Linked DNA regions of Homo sapiens: region 2 is linked to region 1. Evidence: read pairs that join two places in POLR2A ChIA-PET (ENCODE). Cell type or tissue: GM12878. All regions are shown on one strand. Each heading gives the region's core, and the rest is flanking DNA. Links, peaks and the distances in the headings are about the cores only.

Region 1 (6,143 bases), core at 1,144-6,143:
CTGTGGCTCACGCCCATAATCTCAGTGTTTTGGTAGGCTGGGGTGGGAGGATCACTTGAGGCCAGGAGTATGAGACCAGATCCCGTCTCTACAAAAAGTAAAAAATAAATTAGTTGGGCGCGATGGCACACACCTGTAGTCTCAACTACTCAGAAGGCTGAGGCAGGAGGATTGCCTGAGCCCAGCAGTTCAAGGCTGCAGTGAGCTATGATCACATGCCACTGCATTCCAGCCTGGGTGACAGAGCAAGTCAAAAAAGTGGGGTGGGTGTGCAAGTGGGGTTGTTAGACTAGAAACCTAAAACACAAATCTAACAAAGAAACAAATCAGTAAATGAGACTTCCTCAAAATTAAACATTTTGTTCTATGTAAAAAGATCCTATTAAGAAGACAAGCCAGGCGCAGTGGCATGCATCTGTAGTCCCAGCTACTCAGGAGGCTGAGGCAGGAGGGCTGCTCGAGCCCAGGAATTTGAGATTAAGGTAAACTATAATCACTCTTGTGAACAGCCACTGCACTGCAGCCTGAGCAACACAGTGAGATCCCATGTCAAAAACAAACAAGGAAACAAACAAAAAAAAAGACAAGTTACACCACAGGAGAAAAGATCTGCAAACCACAAACCCAACGAAGGACTAGAATCTAGAATCTAGAAAGAACTCTGAAAACTCATAAGTTAAAAAAAAAAAAAAAACACTGCAATTAGAAAAGACAAAAGACATAAAAAGATATTTCACTGAAGAGGATATTCAGATGGCAAATAAACAAATAAAAGGATGTTCAACATCATTAGCTATTAGGGAAATGCAAACTAAAACCACCATGAAGGCCAGCCACGGTGGCTCACACCTGTAATCCTAGCACTTTGGGAGGTTGAGGGGAGAAGATCACTTGACTCCAGGAGTTTGAGACCAGCCTGGCCAACATGGTGAAACCCTGTCTCTACAGAAAATACAAAGAATTAGCCAGGTGTGGTGGCGTGTGCCTGTAGTCCTGACTACCTGGGAGGCTTGAGAGGCGGGAGGATCACCTGAGCCAGGGAGGTTGAGGCTGCAGGGAACCATGATCATGCCACTGCCCTCCACCCTGGGTGACAGAGCGAGACCTTATCTCAAAAAAAAAAAAACAAAACAAAAACAACAACAAAACACAATGAGATATCACTATACTCCTATCAAAATGGCAAAACTAAAAAATAGTGATAGCATCAAATGCTGACAAGGATGCAGAAACACTGGATCATTCATTCATGGCTGCTAGGAATGTAAAATGATACAGTCAGTCTGGAAAATAATTTTGCAGACCTTTTAAAACTAAAACTAAAACTACCATACAGCCCAGCAACTGATAACCCTTGGGCATTTACCAGAGATATAAAAATTTATTTTTGCACAGGAAATTGTATATGAATATTCATAGTAATTTTATTCATTAACAGCCAAACACAGAAAACTACACTAATGTTCTTCAGCTGGTAAATGTTTAAACAAATGAAACTACATTATATGATAGAATACTTCTCAGCGCCCCCCTCCCCGCCCCTTAAAAGGAACAAACTAGTGATATACACAGCAACTTGGATGAACCACTGGGGCTAGAGAGAGTGGGTGAGGTTATCAAAAAGTTAGCAAGAGGGAGTCTTGTGGGTGACAGGACAGTTAGGTATCTTTTATTGTGGTGGTAGTTACATGTGATAAATCTGCACAGAGCTACAAATACACATGACTGCAAATACAACTAATAAAATCTGAAAAGCTCTGTGTATTGTACCAATGTTATGTCCTAGTTTGGATACTGCACTATATTAAGAAAGATGTTAACAATGGAGAAGGCTAGGTTAAGAGTACACAGGATGTTCCTATACATTTCTCAACTTCCTACAAATCTGTAATTATTTCAAGATCAAAAGGTGTTTTTTTTTTTTTTTTCCCGAAGAAATACAAGCTACAGACTGGAAGAAAACATTTGCAAACTACATCTCTGACTAAAACTAGTATCTACAATATGCAAAGGAACTCTCAAAAGTCAATAATATAAAAACAAGTAATTCAATTAAAGAATGAGAAAAATATGCACAGACATTTCACCAAAGAGTATAAGTATGTCGACAGATGGCAAATAAGTATGTGGAAAGATGTTCAACATCATTAGTCATTAGGAAAATGTAAATTAAAACCAAAATGAGTTATCGCTACATACATACTTAAACATCTAAAAATAAAAAAAGTGACAATAACAAATATGCTGGCAAAGACAGAGAAAAACTGGACCTCTCATACAATACCAGAAGAAACAGAAAGTGGTACAGCCACTCAGGAAGACAACTTGGTATTTTCTCCCAAAAAAAAAACCCCCAAAAACCCATATACTTACACATATGACCCAGCAATTCCATTCCTGGGCATGTATTTGGAGAAAAGAAAACTTATGTCCATACAAGCACCTGTACATGAATACTCAGGATAACATTATTTATGATAGCCAGAAACTGTAAACAACCAAAATGCTCTTAAATAATTCGAATAGTTAGAGAAATTGTGATATATCCATACCATGAATCATTACTTAGCAATAAAAAAGAACTGATGGCTAATGTGCAACACCAATCATAAAAAAAACTCAAAAGACAATCACAATGGAAAAAGTAGTCACAACTTATATCACAAAGTGCTAAATTTCTTAAGTCTATAAAAAAGGGTAAAAAGCCCAACCACCAAATTTCAAAATAAAAAGCTCAAGGAACTTTGAAGAGTAAAAAAAAAAAAAAGAAATATATATACATATATAGTCACCCAGCCTGAGTGACGAGAGTAAAACTCCGCTCATAAATAAATAACGATGTGCTTTTATAATTTAAAAAATATATTTTTAAAAACAACAACAACAACAACAACAAACTTCACCCTCACCCATAAGAGAAGTGCAAGTTAAAACTATAATGAGTTATAAATTTTCGCTGTTAATTTGGAATGATCAAAAAGTTTAATAACACATGGTATCGTTGAAGGCACAGGAGGAAAAAACAGTCTCTTACAGAGCCTGTAAGATTATAAATTAGCAAACACACCTTTCTCTAGAGGGAAATTTGGCAACATCTACAAAAAATATTTAGATGCACTTTCTATTTCTAGGAATTATAAAACTACTGGCTATATTTAGACAAGTGCATAGTGATATATATCACAGAATATTCTCTACAGCAATGTTTTCAACAGCAAGAAACTACCCAAATGTTGACCAACAGGGGAATATTTAATAACACAGAATCCAACGAATCTATTGCCTACTAAGTAGCTGCTAAAAAAGAATGAGGCAAATATGTTTGTTTGTAGGTGCAGCAGCTACCCCAGTAAAAATATAAAAAGAACTGAAAGCAACACCTGTGACTGAAATAAGGGTGAAAGAGGGACTTCCTTTTCATTGCAAACCCTTTTGTAACTTTTGAGTTTTGTACATCAATGTATTATCTATTTAAAAATTTAAAAACAATCAAAAAATTAAGTACAATTGACCCTTGAACAACACAGATTTTAACTGTGTGGGTCCATTTATACACAGATTTTCTTCCACCTCTGTCACCTCTTAGACAGCAAGATGAAAATCCTCCTATTACTCCTCCCCTTTAGCCTACTTAATGCAAACATAACAAGTATGAAAACCTTTATAATGATCCACTTAATAGTAAATATATTTTCTTTCCTTATGATTTTCTTAGTAACAGTTTCTTTTCTCTAGCTTACTTTGCTGTAAGAATACAGTACACAATACATACATATACAAAATACGTGTTAATCAACTGTTTATGTTATTGGTAAGGCTTCTGGTAAACAATAGGTTATAGTAAAGTTTTGGAGGAGTCAAAAGTTACATGTGAATTTTTGACTGTGTGTGTTGCAAAGGTGGCATCCCAATCCCCTTGTTGTTCAAGGGTCAACTATACAATAATTCCATGTTAGCAGAAAAGTATACAATTAGACCAGTGGAACAGAGTAAGATCTAGAATAATATTCAAAGGAAGTTTTGGGAAAAAAATAAAATTAGAGCCCTATACTCATGTAAACAAAAATAAAATTCAGAATTGATTAAAAAACCCCACAAATGTCAGAAGTGGAAAATGTTATTTACTCCTCTAGGAGGTAGCATAGGTCATCTGGAATCAGACAAAATCCAACAGCTACTGGTTTAATATATGAAAAGCAATCAGTGTTAGACACCATATTAATAGAATAATGGGAAAAACTATACAATCATCTCATCAGATGTTGAAAAAGCATTTAATAAATTACAACATGCAGGCTGGGCACGGTGGCTCACACCTGTAATCCCAGCACTTTGGGAGGCCGAGGCAGGTAGATCACCTGAGCTCAGGAGTTCGACACCAGCCTGGCCAATGTGGGGAAACCCCGCATTTAATAAAAATACAAAAATTAGATGGGCGTGGTGGTGCGTGCCTGTAGTCCCAGCTACTTGGGAGGCTGAGGCAGAAGAATCACTTGAACTGAGGAGGCAGAGGTTGCAGTGAACTGAGATCATGCCATTGCACTCCAGCCTGGGTGACAAGAGTAAAACTCCGTCTCAAAAATAAATAAATAAATTAATTAATTAATTACAACATGCTTTTATAATTAAAAAACTCAACAGGAAGGGCATCTATGAAAGAATCCACAGCTAACATTATACTTAATGGTGAAAGACAAGATGCTTTTCTTAAGGAACAAGAAAAGAATATCTACACTTCAAATTCAATAGCATATGAAAAGGGTTTTACATAATGATCAAGTGGGGTTTATTCCTGGAATGCAAGGATGGTTCAGTGTATGAAATTCAATATAATACACCACATTAACAGAATGAAAAAAACTACATGATCATCTGAATGGATGTAGAAAAGACATTTGACAAGTTTCAACAACATTTCATGATAAAAAACACTCAACTAGGAATGGAAGGAAACTATCTCAACATAATGAAGACCATATATGAAAAACCCACCACTAACATCACATTCAATGGTGAATGACTGAAAGCTTTTCCTCTAAGATCAGGAACAAGGCAATTCTTGCCACTTCTACTCAACATAGTACTAGAAGTACTAGCCAGAGCAATTACACACACACAAAAAAATGAAAGGCATTCAAATTTAAAAAGAAGTAAAATTAATCTCTGTTCACAGATGACATGACGTATGTAGAAAACTCTAAAAGTTTCATGCAAAAGAAAAAAAATATTAGAACTAAGAAACAAACAGGAAAACTGCAGGATACAAAATCGACACACAAAAAATGAGTCCTGTTTCCATACACAAACAATGAACACACTGAAAAGGAACTTAACAATTCAATTTTCAGTAGCATCAAGAAGGATAAAATACTTAGGAATAAACTTGACCAAAGAGGCAAAAGACATGTACACTGAAAACTACAAAACATTTCTGAAAGAAATTAAAAATATAAAAAAAAGGATAATGCTCATGAATCAAAAACAATATTGTTTAAATGTCCATAATACTCAAAGCAATCTACAGATTTAATGTAATCTTTATCAAAATCTCAATGGTATCTTTTGCAAAAATAGTAAAAAAAAAAAAAATCCTAAAGTTGATATAAAATCTCAAGGGACTCCCAAAAGCAAAAACAATCTTGAAAAAGAACAAAACTGCAAGCCTCACACTTCCTTATTTCAAAACGTATTACAAAGCTACAGTAATCAAAACAGTGTGGTCTTGACATAAAGACATACAGACCAATGGAACAGAATAGTGAGCCCAGAAACAAACCCTCACACATACATAGCCAAATGATCTCTGACAAGGCTGTCAAAACCACACAATGGAAAAAGGACAGTCTTCAGTTTTTATTCAAACATATAGTTTCAAAATAAACATTTAAATAAAATTCTAGGAACTGCAGATTATCTTGAAAGGACATATAGAGATAATAAACTAATTTATTTGTTTTTTCAACAATTCAGGCTTTTTATTTTTACCTATCTTAAAGTGATTTAATTATAATACTACATCCAACATTCGGTTTCTTTTGTACTGTAATATCTCCATCTTTGGCACATCTAAAGCTTATTTACATTTCAGTTTTAATAAATTTAGCCAAGAGTAGTGCCAAAGAATTACAATAACTAATCTCTGC
Region 2 (5,000 bases), core at 1-5,000, 220 kb after region 1:
ATGACATTGATTGTTATCTGAGAAGGACACGTATGCTGAGTCACATACAGTAGGTAAGTGAAAAAAGCAAGGTAGGATTAATATATAGTATGCAATTATTTGCTGTCATTCTTTACTAAGAGAAATTTTGTTGAGAGTGGAATGGGCCTAGATAAAATAGTTCACTCCCCAGGCTCCCTCCAAGTGGCTATGTGACACCACTGTGGCCACAGAGATATAAATGGGAGACAGCTGGAGATCTGAGGACATTTCTGCTTTAATACAGGAACCACCTTTCCCTCTTCCCTGCTACTTCTTCATTTCTGAGACGCAGATGTGAGAGTGAAGGTGGAGCAGTCAACTCGTGACCGTGACCGTAAGACTTAATAAGCAAGATAACGTAACTACTCAGTTACATTAAGCGTAACTGAGTAGAAACATGGATAGAAGCCGGGACATTGATGATACAGTGGAGACGCTACACCCACCCCAGACCTCTCATTAGAGAAATCCAAACTCCTGCTTGGTTAAGCCAGGATAGTTGCGTTTCTGTTTTATGAGAGATACTTATATTGTGAAAATTCATTGAATACATAAAATATCTCTGGAAGTACACACAAGAAACTGTAGTCTTAGCTGCCTCCTGGGAGGACAAATTATGAGTGATTTCAGGACAACACTGGACAAGAAACTTGCTTTTCATTTGTAGTCTTTTATATTTTTGAATGCTGAATTTACATTTATATATTCAACAAAAAAAGTGTGGAAATGACATATTACATCACCAAACCAGGTCCATTTGCCCTCATGCAATGGAAAGGCAAACACTGAAGGACTGAGTTTTTGCAGCAAGAAAGGTTTATTGAGTCAACTGGCAAGGAGATGGGAAAATGCTCATCTGTCTCCCCCAAGCTGGGGGCCTGGGCTGGGTTTTATAAGTATAGGGTAATAAGGTGTTATCTGATTGGATCTTGCAATGAAGTGATGCTGGGAGGCATGATCTGACTGGATCCTGCCATGAGGTGACAGCAGGGATTGATCTGATTGGATCCTGGATCCTGCCATGTGGTGTCCACTTCTTAATTCACTCCCCGCTCCTTGGGTTTGAGCACTTAGGTTCCTCTGGTGATTGCACGCTTGGTTCATGCACACTGGGTATGCTCAGGTTACTTAACCTTTGTTACAATTGAACCAGATTGGTCTGGTGAAGTTATATTTCAATAGGGAAAATCAAAAGAGACTGTTTCCTTCATGAATTTGATGGTTTGAGAAATACATTTTCCAACAGTCCTGCTGTTGGATGACATAACAACACCTTGTTATGTCATCATCAAAGGCAAAGTTGTCTCAAGAAATAAATCATAAATTGTGCTTCAGTAACTGAATTTTGAACAGTATTTGTTAAAAATAAATTAACCATCTATGCTATACCTCAATAATGGAGGGGGGATGTGTTTTAAGGAAATTTTCACTGTGTCTGTAATGGGTTTTTCTGTTTTTTTTTTTTGAGTTGGGGTCTCACACTGTCACTCAGGCTGGAGTGCAGTGGTATGATCTCAGCTTACTGCAGCCTTGACTTCTCCAGCTCAGGGGATCCTCCTGCCTCAGCCTCCCAAGTAGCTGGGACCACAGACATGCTCCACTACGGCCGGCTAATTTGCACTTTGGGAGTGTAGATGCACTTTGGGAGGCTGAGGCGGGCAGATCACGAAGTCAAAAGTTCAAAACCAGCCTGACCAACATAGTGAAACCATGTCTCTACTAAAAATGCAAAAAAATTAGCCAGGCATAGTGGTGCACGCCAGCTACTCAGGAGGCTGAGGCAGGAGAATCACTTGAACCCAGGGGGCAGAGGTTGCAGTGAGCTGAGATTGCACCACTGCACTCCAGCCTGGGTGACAGAGCAAGACTCCGTCTCAAAAAAAAAAAAAAAATCAGATCTCACATTAACTTACTCACTATCATGAGAACAGCGCCAAAGAAGAAATCCACCCCCATGATCCAATCACCTCCTACCATGCCCCATCTCCAACTTTGGGGATTACAATTGGACTTGAGATTTGGGCAGGGACACAGACCTAAACCATATCACTAACTGTGAAAAATTAGAGTGCATTCAAATATAATAAGGCACTCTCACTCCCTTGAATTACCATCTGCTTTCTGGAGAAGCAGAGATATGGCTGGTACAATGAGGTACCCAGACTTTCACCTGACCCACAACTTATCTCTGCTTCAGCTAGTGGCTAGTACCCCTGACAGTTGCACCACAAATAAATTTAAAAACTTGCTGCCTGGGAGTCATGATTTTTATTTTTTTAAATTTATGTATTTATTTTTTGAGACAATATTTTGCTCTGTCACCCAGGCTGGAGTGCAGTGGCACAATCACAGCTCTCTGCAGCCTCGATCTCCTGGGTTCAAGCCATCCTCCCACTTCAGCCTCCTGATTAGCTGGGACTAAAAAATACATATGCCACCATGCCCAGCAAATTTTTTGATTTTTTTTTTTTTTTTTTTTTTTTTTGTAGAGACCAGGTCTCACTATGTTGCCCAGGCTAGTCTCAAACTCCTGAACTCAAGCAATCCTGATCCTCTCAGCTTGGTCTCCCAAAGTGCTGGGATTACAGGTGTGAGGCACTGTGCCCAGCATGATTTTTATACTTACTTTAATTTTCTTGTTAATCGTACCCATAGATGAATTCTTAATATGGAAAGAGGCAGGGGAGACAACTCAGACACAAAGACTACATCCACGTCTAGGAGACACAGGAGAGAGCATGACCCAGGGATAATTTCTGTTATAAACCACACAACAGCAATGATTACCAAATCAAAAGGAGAGAAACTGATGGTTAAGTGCTATTTCTCATAATCATAGTCATATTGATATATATACATAAATTCTGTTATCGTTTTAAATAGTAAAATAAGATTAATTCATGTTTATTCTGCAACAGTGCATACTTGTTCCTTTCCTGATGTTATCTATTGTATTAGAAAGACATGGAAAAATGTTAAACTTGTTTAAAAAATTTTAATTTAAATAAAGCTTTATGTTTTAAAAAATTAGATTGGTTATATTTGTGTACTTTTTCTTATAAAATGACAGAGCTTTTAAAAGTTCTTTAAAGGGCTGATTTTACACCACTAATATGTTTATAAAATGCTTTGATAAATCTCATGCCAAAAAAAATCTGAGGGGCTATTCACCTTACTTCTCCATAAAATGTTTAATATTCCACAAAAAAATGGTTATGGCCAGGAGAATGTGCCTTGTGTATGAATGTCATTCACCATGTAAGTTGCTGGGGTGAAAAGGGCCGATAAACAAAAGAAAATCAGCACATCATCAACAAATTCTAATAAAACTAGTAATAGAATCAGCTGCAATTCAAAATGGACACTAAAGAAGACCAAATCTGGACTTCTGAGTAACAGTATGTGTGATAAATTACATATTTATTCTGCTCTAAGTCCAAGATGTTTACCATACTGCTCCCAAGCAAAACAAGCAAAGAAACAAAAAATTATACTATCCCACATGGAGATGGATTGCTAAGGTACAGCTACAAAGAAATATGTATCCTAGAGGAACACTGATATTTTCGTTAGGTTACATGTTGCCCGATTAGATTAAGAATAAAGACGGCCGGGCGCAGTGGCTCACGCCTGTAATCCCAGCACTTTGGGAGGCCGAGGCGGGCAGATCATGAGGTGAGGTCAGGAGATCGAGATCATCCTGGCTAACACAGTGAAACCCCGTCTCTACTAAAAATACAAAAAATTAGCCACGCGTGGTGGCGGGCGCCTGTAGTCCCAGCTACTTGGAAGGCTGAGGCAGGAGAATGGCGTGAATCTGGGAGGCAGAGCTTGCAGTGAACCGAGATTGCGCCACTGCACTCCAGCCTGGGTGACGAGCGAGACTCCGTCTCAAAAAAAAAAAAAAAAAAAAAAATTATAATTGCGTGCAAGGCCCCTCACTTGTTTCCATCCATGTATTCATTCTTTTTTTTTTTTTTTTTTGAGATGGAGTCTCATTCTGTCACCCAGGCTGGAGTGAAGTGGTGTGATCTCAGCTCTCTGCAAACTCTGCCTCCTGGGTTCAAGCGATTCTCCTGCCTCAGCCTCCCGAGTAGCTGGGACTACAGGCATGTGCCACCATGCCCAGCTAATTTTTGTATTTTTAGTAGAGACAGGATTTCACCATGTTGGCCAGGATAGTCTCGAACTCCTGACCTCAGGTGATTCGACGCCTCGGCCTCCCAAAGTACTGAGATTACAGGCGTGAGCCCAGCCCATTCTCTTTTATATTCATATTACACACTCTCTCATATACCTTGGCAACCACTTTACTATGTTTACAGTAAATGTTTTTGTATTTTTGGAAAATATGTATTTCTTATGTTAATTTATTAAGGTATAATTTACATTCAGTAATAGCCAACCAATCTTTGACAAAGGAGCAAAGGCAATTCAATAGGAAAAGGTTAATCTTTTCAACAAATTGCTCTGGAATCACCATATGCAAAAAAAAAAAAAAAAAAAAAAAAGGATCCAGAAACAAACTTTAGACCTTTCACAAAAATTAATTCAAAATGGGTCATAGGCCTTAATATAAAATGCAGAGCTATAAAACTTCTAGAAGAAGAAAGGAGAAAGACTAGATGACTTTGGATTTGGCTATGAATTTTCAGATACAACACCAAAAGCATGATTCATGAAAGAAAAATTGATGTCAAACTTTATTAAAATTAATAACTTCTGCTCTGCACAAGACACTGTTAAGAGAATGAAAAAGTCACAGACCAGAGAAATTATTTATAAAACATGTATCTGATAAAGTACTTGTATCCAAAACATACAATGAACTCTTAAAACTCAACAAAAACAAAGAAACCAATTTTAAAATGGATCATCTGAACAGATATCTCAACAAATAAGATAAACAGATGGCAAATAAGCATTTAAAAATGTCTGGGTGGGGTTGGCTCACGTCTGTAATCTCAGCACTTTGGGAG

What was found. ChIA-PET counts read pairs that join two places held together with the same protein. Peaks named below come from ENCODE experiments on the same cell type or tissue, not always from the same donor. Only the 100,000 strongest peaks of a DNase experiment are listed, where the experiment ranks them.
Region 2: POLR2A ChIA-PET joins it to region 1 with 5 read pairs; 3 of 35 experiments call an interaction of 5 or more read pairs at or near these places.

Annotation. Positions count from the first base shown.
Region 1 is chr15:68,095,884-68,102,026 of GRCh38, reverse strand. All of the region lies in intron 2 of PIAS1 (protein inhibitor of activated STAT 1), which reads right to left. Among named protein-coding and RNA genes, the nearest start is that of PIAS1, 45 kb to the right of the region's middle. In GM12878, for the core only: no CTCF peak of the experiment used is centred there; no DNase peak of the experiment used is centred there; H3K4me3 peaks cover 1,512 bases; H3K27ac peaks cover 2,207 bases.
Region 2 is chr15:67,874,943-67,879,942 of GRCh38, reverse strand. No RefSeq gene overlaps it. Among named protein-coding and RNA genes, the nearest start is that of RNU6-1, 37 kb to the right of the region's middle. In GM12878, for the core only: no CTCF peak of the experiment used is centred there; no DNase peak of the experiment used is centred there.